Linked DNA regions of Homo sapiens: region 1 is linked to region 2. The links are chromatin loops, found by intact Hi-C in ENCODE. Cell type or tissue: ovary. All regions are shown on one strand. Links, peaks and the distances in the headings refer to the core of each region. The heading gives the core; the rest is flanking DNA.

Region 1 (6,845 bases), core at 2,371-4,870, 63 kb after region 2:
CCTTGATTTATTATGCCCTGGACTCATTAACAGAAGACTCTGGGACAGGTCATTTATTTTCTGAGTGGTAATTTCCTGTCCTACCCCAGCCTGGCTCAGCAGGGGCCCAGTGGAGCACAGACTTATATTAGCTGCACTGTCACCATGGGAGAACAGAATTGAGCAAGAAAAGTTCAGAGGGCAAAAAACATCTCTTAAGAGCTTTTCTCCTTACTCTGATGATTTCCTTCAGAGTCCCTTTTGGTAGCTCCCTGTCTCTCTTTTTTTTTCTCCCTTACCCCAGCAAATGGGATAAAGTTTAACAAGTTGCACGACTGCCTTCTTAAAGGAATAAACACTGGCCTTTCTTCTCTGTTTCATGTTTGAGTGATCCAACATTTATATGCAAAAATAAAAGATAGGGAGGATACTAGTGGGCACCCCAAGCTGAGGATGAATTAGATGAATTAAACAGTCCAAATTTTTACCAGGCCCTTGTTACAATAATATATTCACGTTGAGGCACTGAAATCTGATGTGTTAATTTTTAGAGAGACCAGAAGACAAAGATAAAATTACTCAAGATTTTCAGATAGGATCTTGGGATGAAGATTAAAGAAATTGACATTATTTAGCCTAAAGTTCAGAGGCTGAAGAATGATTTATTAACTGTTTCCAGGTCTCTGGAAGGTAGTTACATATAGGAATGATGGTGACCAGCTGTTTTCTGACTGCACTAAGGATAGAATGAAAGGAAGTGGAATCAAATTGTAGTAAAATGGCAGAATAAGTAGTCATAAAGGTGAACATCCATGGCTAAAGTCTATTGAGGAAGATGAGATATATCTTTAAAGCTGTAAGCTTGTTAGCCCCATTTTATAGGTTAATGAATGGAGGTTCAGAGAGGTTAAAAAACTTGACCAATGTCCATCACTGAGGAAGTGACAGAACCAGGTCTAGCTGGACTCCACAGTGTATGACAAGGCTGACTTATATGGCAAAGAAATTAACAAGAAATACAGAAAATAGTCATTTTATGAAGTGCCATTAGCCTAGATTGGCTCATGTGCAGAGGACAGGGGATTCAATTCTGTGGACTTAAGGTCCTGGGATTCTGTGCTATACCTGCCTCTGTGTTGGGAGGACAGTACCCTCCATTCACTCTCAGCCCAACAGACAGGCAGAGAGGGCAGACAAGCACTGCAGTTTCCCTGAAACAGTCTGAAGATTTTTGGCTCTGTTTGTGCTGGTCATGTCTGTTGCTTGTCATGGGCTGCACTCCCAGACGAAGGCTCTGGTTTCAGGAAGGCCATGAGGATGATGGGTTGTGGGTGTCCAGGGCACAGGAAAGACATCCCTCCTACGCACAGTGCATGGCGTCCCAAAGGTTCATCCCTCATGGGAAGGCCAGTTAGTTAAGGAGGTTCCAGAGTTTGTTCCACGGTGAGGATTGGAATTTACGCAGAGCCACCAAAGTGGCTAGAATTCGTCCGAGGAGCATGCAGAGGTGGGAGGAGCAAATCCCAGCTGTATGATTGTCCATGCACATGGGCCAGTTTGGGAATGGCCATGATGGAGGAGCAAGGCTATACGAAACTAGGACTGATTGACCGAATGGGAAGGATGACTAACATGTGCTGCATACTTACTCTGCCAGGCACTATTCAAAGTTGGTGAACTATATTAGCTCATTCAGTCTTTGTGGCAACCCTATAAAGTCAGTAGTACTGTTACCAGAAAGGGGTCCTGATCCAGACCCCAAAAGAGGGTACTTGGATCTCGCTGAAGAAACAATTCGGGGCGAGTACATACAGTAAAGTGAAAGCAAGTTTATTAGGAAAGTAAAGGAATAAAAGAATGGCTACTCCATAGACAGAGGAGACCTGAAGGCTGCTGGTTGCCCATTTTTATAGCTATTTCTTGATTATATGCTAAACAAGGGGTGGATTATTCATGCCTCCCCATAATTTCCTGACTACACCTTGGCATTTGTAAACTGTCATGGCTCTGGTGGGAGCGTAGCAGTGAGGACGACCAGAGGTCACTCTCATCGCCATCTTGGTTTTGGTGGGTTTTGGCAGGCTTCTTTACTGCAAGCTGTTTTATCAGCAAGATCTTTATGACCTGTATCTTGTGCAGACCTCCTATCTCATCCTGTGACACGGAATGCCTTAACTGTCTGGGAATGCAGCCCAGTAGGTCTCAGCCTCATTTTACCCAGCTCCTCTTCAAGATGGAGTTTCTCTGGTTCAAATGCCTCTGACAGTACTGTTGTTAGCCTCATTTACGATGAGGAAAAGAAGCACAGTGAGGTCAGTAACTTGTTTGAGCCCAGCAGCTAGGAAGAGTTGGAGCTTGAGTCCAGGTCCAGAGAGAGTCTGACCCCAGTAGCTGTATTCTTAATTACCTCAGTTTAGGATGAGGTGCTTAAGTTCCTCCCTCTCCCCCACCCCTGGAGGAACTTTTGCTCTGGGGTCACTGGCTCAACAATGACATAGCTTCTTGCTGCCTAGTTTATAAGAAGTACTAAAAATTGTAAACATTGTTCTAATTTAGGGATTTTATATTCACTCTTTCTCTGCCTCTTTCTTTATCTTAAAATAGGCTGGAGGAGAGAGAACAAAAAGTAAACATTTGTATGCTCCCCAAGTCAGGCCCTTGGGTATTCGGAGTCTGTAGTTGCTAGTTAATTAAATTCTGTAATTGCTCAGTTAACTGTTTGCAAGGTGTGGGAGGCTGGTGGAGGAGGAGGGCAGGTTTTCCAACAGTAAATCCTACAGGGAGGGGCAAGAGAAGAGCACCAACATCTGCTACCTGCAGACCTTGAGCTAAATGTTTTCCCATTAGTTACCTCATTTTCATCCTCTTAACCGTCCTTTGAGGTGGGTGTTATCAGCACAATTGTACAAATGAGAAAGGTTGTGTAACTTGCCTGAAGTCAGATTCTCTGTGAACAAAGGACCTGGGATCTGAACCCCAGAGTGTTGCCCTCCAAAGCTGTGCCCAAGACACTGTACAGTATCCACTGCTATGGACAAGACAAGCTTGACAGAGGACCCAACAGGCTTAGCCAGGAACACAACCCACAGCACGCAGGTGAGATGGTTCTGGCCACACCCTCCAGCTCAGGCTCAGCTCAACCCTTCCTCCTTCCTGGGAGCATGTCAGCCTTCCGTGTGGGGAGCAGCAAACTGGACAAACAAGAAGCTCTTTTCTGGGCTGTGCTCAGCCAGGGGCCTGGGGCATAACAGGATGGTTAATGCAAAGCTTGGCAAGCCTTCCCGTTTTAATTTAGGCCTCCTCCCAGGAGGGAATCCAGAGGCGGGAACATGAGAAAGGGAAAGGAAAAATAATAAGAGATAAGTGAGAAAAGAGAATATTTATAGGGCTTGGAACATCTAATGGAAACCAGCTGCCTTATTGGGGATGGGGGCCTCTTCCTTGCAGGGGATTATTAGGTTTTCTCTTGTACATACCTGTGTGTGGTGGGGGGTCCGGGCAGAGAGACAGCGACAGCAGGGACCAGCCTGGAGGCAGGGTGGAGGGCTGTGCTTACTGTACATTGGCCATCAGAAAGTGGCTATTCCCCTCCTGGCCTCACTCCACCCCCACCTCCTGCCTTCATTTTCAACTGGAGCTGATTCAAACCTGCTGCTCGTGGAAGGAGGCCATGAGTGCAGGCTCCAACAGAAAGATGATACGCGAGGGGATATGAGTGCGAGAGAGCGGGGCAATCAGAAAGAATGAGAAAATGAGACGAGGGAATGGAAAAGGTGAATAAACAGGGGATGATGAGGGAGGGAGAGAGATTGAAAGATTAAAATATTGGCCTGAGTGGGGAGCTTGGAAAGAAGGGAGTGAAGTCTAGAGTTGGAGCAAATTCAGAGCTGATCCTTCTGGGCCCTGTTCTCTCTCCCACAGACTCAGACGGTTGCAATAAAGATGTGTCTGTTTGAGATTTTCCAGGTCCCTTTCCCATAAATCTGTATTTCCTTCTTTCTCAAGGTCTTTGGACCAAAAAGTCTCATCCAAGAATTGTGTAAAGAACACTTAAAGGTGGAGGAGGCATCATAAATGGGAAAAGTGTGATAATATAGGGCTGGAATCTGGGGCACACATTTAGAAAGACAGCAGCCAAATGCAAAGGCACTTTCCAGAGGCCAATTTGTCCTGAGGCTTAAGCTCTGTGTCTTTTTATTTCTAGCTTTCTCTTAGGCTCTTGGTGAGTTGGAGAGGATATGTTCATGAATTGTGGAGTAAAGTTCTGTGTTTAATTGATATGAATTCAATGATATGTTAGGCCAGATAAAGCAAGAGAGAGCAAGAGAGAGTGAGAGAACACCATTTAAAGAGTAGGGATGATTTGCCCATCTTTTAACACAATGAGCAAGAATGTTAGGTGAGCTGAGCTGAGACATGTGAATCTACTCTTCCCTTGGTTTCTTTGGTCTTGGTTCTCAGATAGATCTCATAATATCGGTGAATTTATGTTTAAGGAAACAAGAATTTTTTTAAATAAAAAGTTGTCCTTTACATAAAAGTTCACTACTTTATCTCCTACCCAACTGAAGGAAAACACACAACAAGTTACGCTGCTTTTGTTGAAAAATGGTGTAGGGAAAGAAAAGTAATTTTTTCTTCAACTTTCAGAAGTTCTTAGATGGGAACCCTATCTAGACCCCTGTAACATAAGACAGATTAACAAGAGAAAAACAAACAGAAGTTTATTAATATGCATTATTTTATATATACATGGGAGATACCCAGGGAATAGTTCTCAAAGAACAGTAAATTTTTAAAGAAGTGGCAAGACAAAGGAAAAAGACTTTAAGTCTCTAGGGAAGGCAACTTGGAGGAAGGCAAATTAAAGGCTGGTTAGTAAAGCTTGTTTGTGTAGATTGCTCTGGAACCATCTCCAGGTTTATAAGAGTTCCAAGCTGTCTTTAGTGGTTAACCTTTGTTCTCTCTGGTAGAAGTGGGGTGATAGGGTGCAGGATACCTATTGTCTTTGTAAATCTATGTCCTGCTTTTAGGCAAATAGAGGAAGGGCAGAGAGCTTTTCTGCATCTGTTTCTTCTTAATTACCATCAGCTCAACAATCCTTCATATTTTGGGGTGGCATATTTTGGTCTCACACAATGGTATAATAATGTTCTTTAAGGACAATTTAGGGGATTTTCAAGCCATTTTAATCATTTGATCTGATTAAATGTTAAGTGCTTTTCAACGTCCCTTTTTAAATGTTAAGTGCTGCCTGTAGACTTCATTGTCCATTGAGGTTGGCCAATGTGTGAAAATGTTGACTATATTTGGACTTATGGTTGGATTAATGGACAGCTTTCTCCTGATTACCCAGTCCACTGGTACATAATAAATTAAGAAAGGTCCACAGGCCCCCTGAACTCAGGCAAAGCTCCAAGAGGGGGCAACAATAACCAGTGTGATGGAAGCCCTCTCCTTTCAACTGAGTCCCTTCCTCTTATCTGATCACATGCTGTCACTCCTATCTTTCGATTGGAAACAAGTACCTGTCTTGCTACCATATGACACCCCCCTAAGTGCTGGAGTGGCTCCTGAGCACTGTCAACATCTGACTAACAAAGACAACCTCTAGTCTCGGTAGTATCTCAAGGAGGTCTTCTTTTGTGCTTTTCTATCTTATTCAAAATGTTCGCCCTTTACATTAACGCAGCAACAACTTTACTGTGCCAGCAAGATTAGAGAAAAAGTCAAAGCAGTTCAAAGCCCATGCTGACAAAAATAGCAACATTCCCTTAGAAAAACAATAATTACTACTGTTTTAAGAACTTCGGAAAAAAAAGTGAAATGTTGAAACAAAAAGTGGAAATGTTTTCCCCTTTGGAAGAAATTTCTGCTCAAACTGTTGCAGCTCTGGGGCAGCCTCATCTTGCCCACAGAAGCATCTGTCTTTCAGAAATGAAGACTCTCCTTAATCATCCACAGTTCATACGCTCCTGTGATTTGTAAAAATGGATCTCATAAACTCAGTCAGAACTCTCATGATGCTGGGGAGAGAAGGGATTTCAAGAGTTCTTACATCTCCCTACTGTAACTTCCAGGTCAGACTGCTGCTGGGTCCTTATTCTTCAAGACCTGCGAGGAAAGCTATTCTCAACCTTTCAAAGTGATGCCAAAGAAAGGATGCTTTGGCATTTTACAATTTGTTTGCTGGACTCTGCTGGTTTGGTGCTTTTTGAGTCGTGATGTTCCACATATCCAGGCTGTCCTTTAGATTATATATATATTTTCAATTTTTATTTATTTCTCAGTAGATCTGGTGCCTTAAAAAAAAACGAGATATCTCTATTTGTGTCTTGATGAATTATAAAAGACATTTCCCACCCTTCCTTCTGTTCTATGATCAATTGTCTCCTTTCTCTCTTTTCACTGTTGTCTTCTCATTTGCATATATTTTACATGGACTTGCAGATGTAGGTCAACCACTTTAATTGTGTGAGTCAGAGTGTGTTGGTGGGTAAAACACAGCATAAGTCATATTTTTCAATGGCAGAAACATTATGTGTGGCATTGGCATTTGAACTTATTATTATTATTATTATTATTATTATTATTATTATTTCTTGAGACAGAGTTTTGCTCTGTCACCCAGGCTGGAGGGCAGTGGCATGGTCATAGCTCACTGCAGCCTCAAACTCCTGGGCTTGAGTAATCCTCCTGCCTTGTCCTCCTGGGTAACTGGGATTACAGTTGGGCAGTACCATACCTGAATAATTTTTAAAAATTTATTGGTAGAGACAAAGTCTCACTATGGTTGCCCAGGCTGGTCTCAAATTCCTGGGCTTAAGCAGTCCTCCCTGCTCAGCCTCCTAAAGTGTTGGGATTAC
Region 2 (5,497 bases), core at 1-2,500:
GAGAAGCTTCTGGGAACCGCTGAGGCGAAACCACCATCGCCCGGCCAGACCGCTGCGGCAGGGAACGAGATGCGGCGCCCCTGGGCCCCGTAGCGGCTGCAGCCCCCGGGACCCCCGCTGCCCGCCTCGCCCCAACTTCTTCGCCCGGCGCCCGGCGCGCCCAGCCTCGGCCGCAGCTCCCAGCCCCGGGCGCCCGGCCGAGCGCTGGGACCCGGCTCCCGCCGCCGGCACGTCCCCCGGCAGCCACTCGCTGGCGCTGCCTCGGCCTGCGGCCGCCTCCCGCCCCCTCCTCTCCCCGAACCAACAGTAAACACAACTTTTTATGAAAAGAAAACAAACTTCAGCGACGTGACTCACCTCTGCTGCAGCCGGCGCCTGGGAAGGGCGAGCCGGGGCCCGGGGGCCAGCGTGGTGGGCGCGAGGGAGCCACACAGCGCCGCGCCGCACGGACACACAACACGCTCGGTGACACCGGGGACACACAACACGGGCGAGCGGCCGCGGCTGGAGCAACAAAGGAGCCGAGGACCGAGAAGTTGCGGGCCGGAGAGGGAGGGCGCGTGCGGGCGTGTTGTGGCTGTGGCGGGCGTGAGGGTGTGCGCGCCGTGTGTGCGCGTGTGTGTCTTTTCTGTGTGTGTTTGTGTGTCTCTGTGTGTGTGTCTGTGCGCGCGCGCGGCGGCTGACACCGGCGGGCCGGGGCTCAGGGTCCCCGCGGCAGAAAGCGGCGGCCGCGGGGGCGGCAGCAGGAGGACAACGCAGGGGACGCCGCGCCCAGCGCACCCGGTCCCTCCATATGGAAGAAGCTTTTTGGATGACTGAACTCGCAAACAATTCCTTCTTTTGCTTCTCCTGCCTAGGAGCCTCCCATTACCGTGCGAGGAGGAGGAGGAGGAGGGAGTGGAGGAGGCTGGGAGGAGGGGGAGGAGCAAAATGGAGCAAAGAAAAAGTCTTGGAAAGGAAGCTGGAAAAAGTCCCCCAAACTCTAGGGCAGTTTTCCCGTTAACACCCACTTTTTGCTGTGCCTCAGACCCGCGCTCTCCTCCAACTTCTTTTGCTTTCCCATACCAAAAGCACCATCTTCTCCCTTTTCCCCGAACCCAGGGGGCTCCCCTGAAGCCTTCACTTTCTCTTTAGCTTCACCTCGCACCCTTGCTCTTCCATGTACAATCCTTCCCTCCTTTCGCCTAGTCTCTTCCAAGACTTTCCTGACACCCACCTCTCAATGGTCTTCTTCTTCTGCAAGACAAACTGTTGGATAAATCATTAAAAGCAAACTCATCAGAAAATGGGACAGCGGCGGTGGAGAAAATGATAAGGAAACCAATCTCAGGGAAGCCTTAACGCAGCCTCCCCCGACCCCCTCGGTCGGTTGGGGAGGGTTTGCCGCGTCGTCCATTGACAGCGCCCTGACCTCCATTCATCATCCCAGGATGGAGCCAGGGAGGAATGGGGAGGGAGAGCTGGGGCTGGGGTTGGGGGCATGGGTTGGGGGTGCTAGTGGCCACGGAAAAGTTAGTTACCTATGCGTGTGTATGTGTACGCGCACGCGCGCGTGTGTGTTGGTCAGAAAACTTTCAGAGCTGTGGTTCTCAAACTTGATCTGCAGCAGGACTCCCTGGAAGGCTTGCTAAATCCCTTTGCTGGGCCCCACCTCCAGAGTTTCTGATTCAGTAGGTGGACCTGGGAATTTGCATTTCAAATAGGTTCCCAGGTGATGCTGATGCTGCAGGTCAGGGGCCACGTTTTAAAAACTACCTTTCCAGGGCAGTGAGAAGGCAAATGTTGAGTTGGTGGCAAATTGGATTCCCTTCTTATTTTTTAGGAATGAAGCACAGGTTGTGAGCGGTCATCCATTCCGTATCTTCATTGCAGCTGAGAAAACCAAGTCCCAGCAGGGCTAAGCCATTTGTTTAAAGTGAACTGGGAGTTTGTGCCAAGCTGGTGAGGAAGCTGTCCTGGAAATAAGACAGCCAGGCTAGTAGTAGGGTGAATGGGGGTGCTGCCTTCCCTGTGTGGCTGGACAGCTGCACTGGGAGTCAGGAAGCCACTGTGACTTTGGAAAGTCACTTAACTTTTCTGGGCCTCTGGGGGTTTTGTGTGTGTGTGTGTGTGTGTGTGTGTGTGTGTGTGTGTGTGTGTGTGTGTTTGTTTGTTTGTTTGTTTTTTGACAGAGTCTCACTCTGTCGCCCAGGCTAGAGTGTAGTGGTGCAATCTCGGCTCACTGCAAAGTCTGCCTCCTGAATTCGAGAGATTCTCCAGTGTCAGCCTCCCAAGCAGCTGGGATTACAAGCACCTGCCACCATGCGCGGCTAATTTTTGTATTTTTAGTAGAGACGGAGTTTCACCATGTTGTCCAGGCTGGTCTTGAACACCTAGCCTCAAGTGATCTGCCCACCTTGGCCTCCCAAAGTGCTAAAATTACAGGCGTGAGCCACCTCACCCGGCCCTGTTTTGTTTTTTATTAACTTGTTTCTTGTCAGTAAACATACATACTTTACACTGAGTATAGGACTCTAATTGAATCTGAACCAAAAGACCTTTACAAAGGAAACATAAATGTATTTTATTCCATATTTTGCACTATTTTTTCTCCGGTATTTAGTCATTCAGGCAGAAGCCAATTTCCTTTTTGATTTATCGAGTACTTTCAGCTCTGTGCCTGGATTCTTAGGCATGTTCCTCTGGCAAAATGGATCTGGAGGATGATGCATTTTCAGCAAGAAGGTGAAAAGGACTCTGAACTCTCTCTGTGCATTATCCACCTACATTTCCTTTTCCTACTTAATCATCCTAATTTTCCTTCCCTTTTAATCTCTAACAATCTCCCCCAACATTCTCAAAGACCTATTTTTCTTTCCAGTCATTGACTATATTAGCTTCCACTTTCTTTTGTCCTCCTTCCAAGGCACAATTCTGGACTACAAGGCCTGGGGTCCACCCTGGGTACAGAACTTTTAATTCCCCCAAGGGAATGGGTCAACCAGCTTCCTCTGCAGTGATAACACTCCTTCTCCCCAGGGACCCAAGCAGCGTATCCAGCCTTCTGTTTTTCAAAGATGATTCCAAGTACCGCTCAATGAGAACGTGATGCATGAAGGTCTCAGATTCATTCTTTTATATTCCTGTATATACTATTCGTTGCTTGACATCTCAAAGATATCTTCTACCCCTTCTGTCATCTTTCTCCTAGGACTCTCCATTCTCTTACTCTGGTCTTTGGGTCCACACAGCCCTAGGCTCTGAGTTAAGCATCAGAACACAACAGAACACAAAGAATGTAACAGTCCCTACCAGCACCATTTAGTCAGGAGAATGACACACTGCCTTGTTCCTTCATGCATGCAGGCTGCTCACCTTTCTTTCTTTCCTTTTTTTTTTAAGATGGAGTCTGGCTCTCTCACCCAGGCTGGAGTGCGGTGGCATGATCTCAGCTCACTGCAACCTCCACCTCCCCGATTCAAGCGATTCTCCCTGCCTCAGCCTCCCGTGTAGCTGGGATTACAGGTGCCTGCCACCACGCCAGGCTAATTTTTTTTTTTTAAGTAGAGACGGGGTTTCACCATGTTGGACAGGCTGGTCTCGAACTCCTGACCTCAGGTGATCAGCCCGCCTCAGCCTCCCAAAGTGCTGGGGTTACAGGCATGAGCCACTGCTCCCGGCCTGCTGCTCACCTTTCTTATAGTTTAGGCAGAATGCAGATCACAGCTTAATAAAGAGGACTTAATTCTGCTGGCGGCATCAAGCACACTGTTGGTACCTCAGATATGTTTATTGTTTTTATTGCTCTTTGTATTAATGTGATTGTGTTTATTACTACTAGTCCTGTAAGAACAACGTATCTGAATTTTCTCCCCACTCCATTTTGCCTGGAGGGTATTTCTTGCCTAATTCCCTCCTCCCCTTTCAATTAGTTTCTCTATCTTAACCCACCCCAACCCATTCCAGCATCTCTAGCCATTTCAAAACAGTTAGGTGGAGTCTGGATCTTGTAAGGTGCTTTTTGCTACTGTCCGTTCTGTTGATGGTGATTTACCTCTAGCACCTTGCTTTCTTGGAAATGTTATGGGCCTCCACCAAGAAGGAAGCATTTGGTATGGAAGTGATCATCACATTAATTTAAATGCTTGGTCGGGGGAAGGAGTGGGGAGGTGAGTAGGGATTGTAGGTCTATATAAGTCACTATGTTGCTAGGCTGTGCAGAATAAACTGGAAGGAATTCAGTGAATGACATGAAAAGACGTGGTTTCCTCTCAGTGTGCTGTAGATACTCTACCTGTATCATATAAACAGGGATCTCTTTGACTGTGAAAGATATCTGGAGAGGATTATGCTGAGAAAATTATTAAGATGTAGACAAGAAAGAAGGACTTGATGATGTTTTCCTCTGTTTTAATATAAATCTGCTTTCCTGATTATAAAATATGTGCACTGACAAAAATTTAGAAAATGTAGAAAAACACATAAAAGAAGAAAATCAACTTAAAGTTACTACCCAGGGATAACATTGTTATTAACATAGTGGAGTGTTTTTTCTAGTCATTTTTCTTTCTTGTTTTTGTTTCTCATCAATACAAATAAACACGTTATCGACACTGAGTATATGATTCTAATTGAATCAGAATTGAAAGACATTTAAAGGGAAACATAATTGGGGTGAGTTTATTCAATATTTTATACAATTTTTAATGCATCTGGTAATTCAGGCAGGAGCCAGCTTCTTCATTGATTTATCTGGTACTTTCATATTTTACAAATTTGGGTTCATTGTACATACAGGTTATCATGCTTTTAAATTTAACATTTTAATGATTATTTTCCCCATATGTAATCTTCAAAATTTGACTTAACTGCTGTGTACTATCCCATCAAAGAGAGAGATTGTTATTTATTCAACCATTCTTCTATTGTTACATATTTAGATCGTTTCCATTTTTATTATCATCCTGTATTGCAGTTGACTAAACATCTAGCTATAAATCTTTTTGTTCTGATTATTTCCTAAGGGTAAATTCATGTAAGTAGGAGTTTGGGATCAATGGATAGGATATAACATTTTAAATGCTTTTAGTTGGTATTACAAAATTGTCCTCCAGTGGTTCCAATGTACATTTCCATCTCTCAGATTATTTTAATTAAAAACAACAATGAGATCATCAAACACAAGGTCCCAAGTGAAGACTTGATTGAATTATCTAGTCTGAATGATTACACTGAACAATAAAGAAAACAACTGCCAAATATTCACTTTAGTGGAAACAACACTCCAATGGGAAGAGCTGGGCACTAATTGCTTACCCTATGAACTGCATCATATTTATGATTTTATTTAACCTTTTCAACAAGCCTCTGAGAAATAAGCTAATGTTTATTGAGCACCTTCCTCTCCCAGTTTCTCTCCTGGATTCTGTGTGTACCTTCCATCTTGAATCCCCATAATGACCTTGTGCTATATAGGTGCAATTATCTCCATTTTATAGATAAGGAAAATTAAATAACA

What was found. A loop is a pair of places that touch in the nucleus more often than their neighbours do. Peaks named below come from ENCODE experiments on the same cell type or tissue, not always from the same donor. Only the 100,000 strongest peaks of a DNase experiment are listed, where the experiment ranks them.
Region 1: it touches region 2 in a loop (6-fold over the local background); 21 of 110 quality-filtered maps call a loop at or near these places.

Annotation. Positions count from the first base shown.
Region 1 is chr3:113,144,859-113,151,703 of GRCh38, reverse strand. The region is part of intron 1 of NEPRO-AS1 (NEPRO antisense RNA 1); the gene reads right to left. All of the region lies in intron 3 of LINC02044 (long intergenic non-protein coding RNA 2044), which reads left to right. Among named protein-coding and RNA genes, the nearest start is that of LINC02044, 19 kb to the left of the region's middle. In ovary, for the core only: no CTCF peak of the experiment used is centred there; DNase peaks (open chromatin) are centred at 3,143 and 3,533; H3K27ac peaks cover 2,500 bases.
Region 2 is chr3:113,206,877-113,212,373 of GRCh38, reverse strand. It overlaps BOC (BOC cell adhesion associated, oncogene regulated), which reads right to left and starts at 817. Exons shown (of 20, transcript NM_001378074.1): 1 at 358-817. LOC124909486 reads left to right here. Exons shown (of 2, transcript XM_047449436.1): 2 at 94-4,977. The coding sequence ends at 819. RefSeq lists an enhancer at 1-456. In ovary, for the core only: no CTCF peak of the experiment used is centred there; DNase peaks (open chromatin) are centred at 593, 955 and 1,553; H3K4me3 peaks cover 1,847 bases; H3K27ac peaks cover 2,114 bases.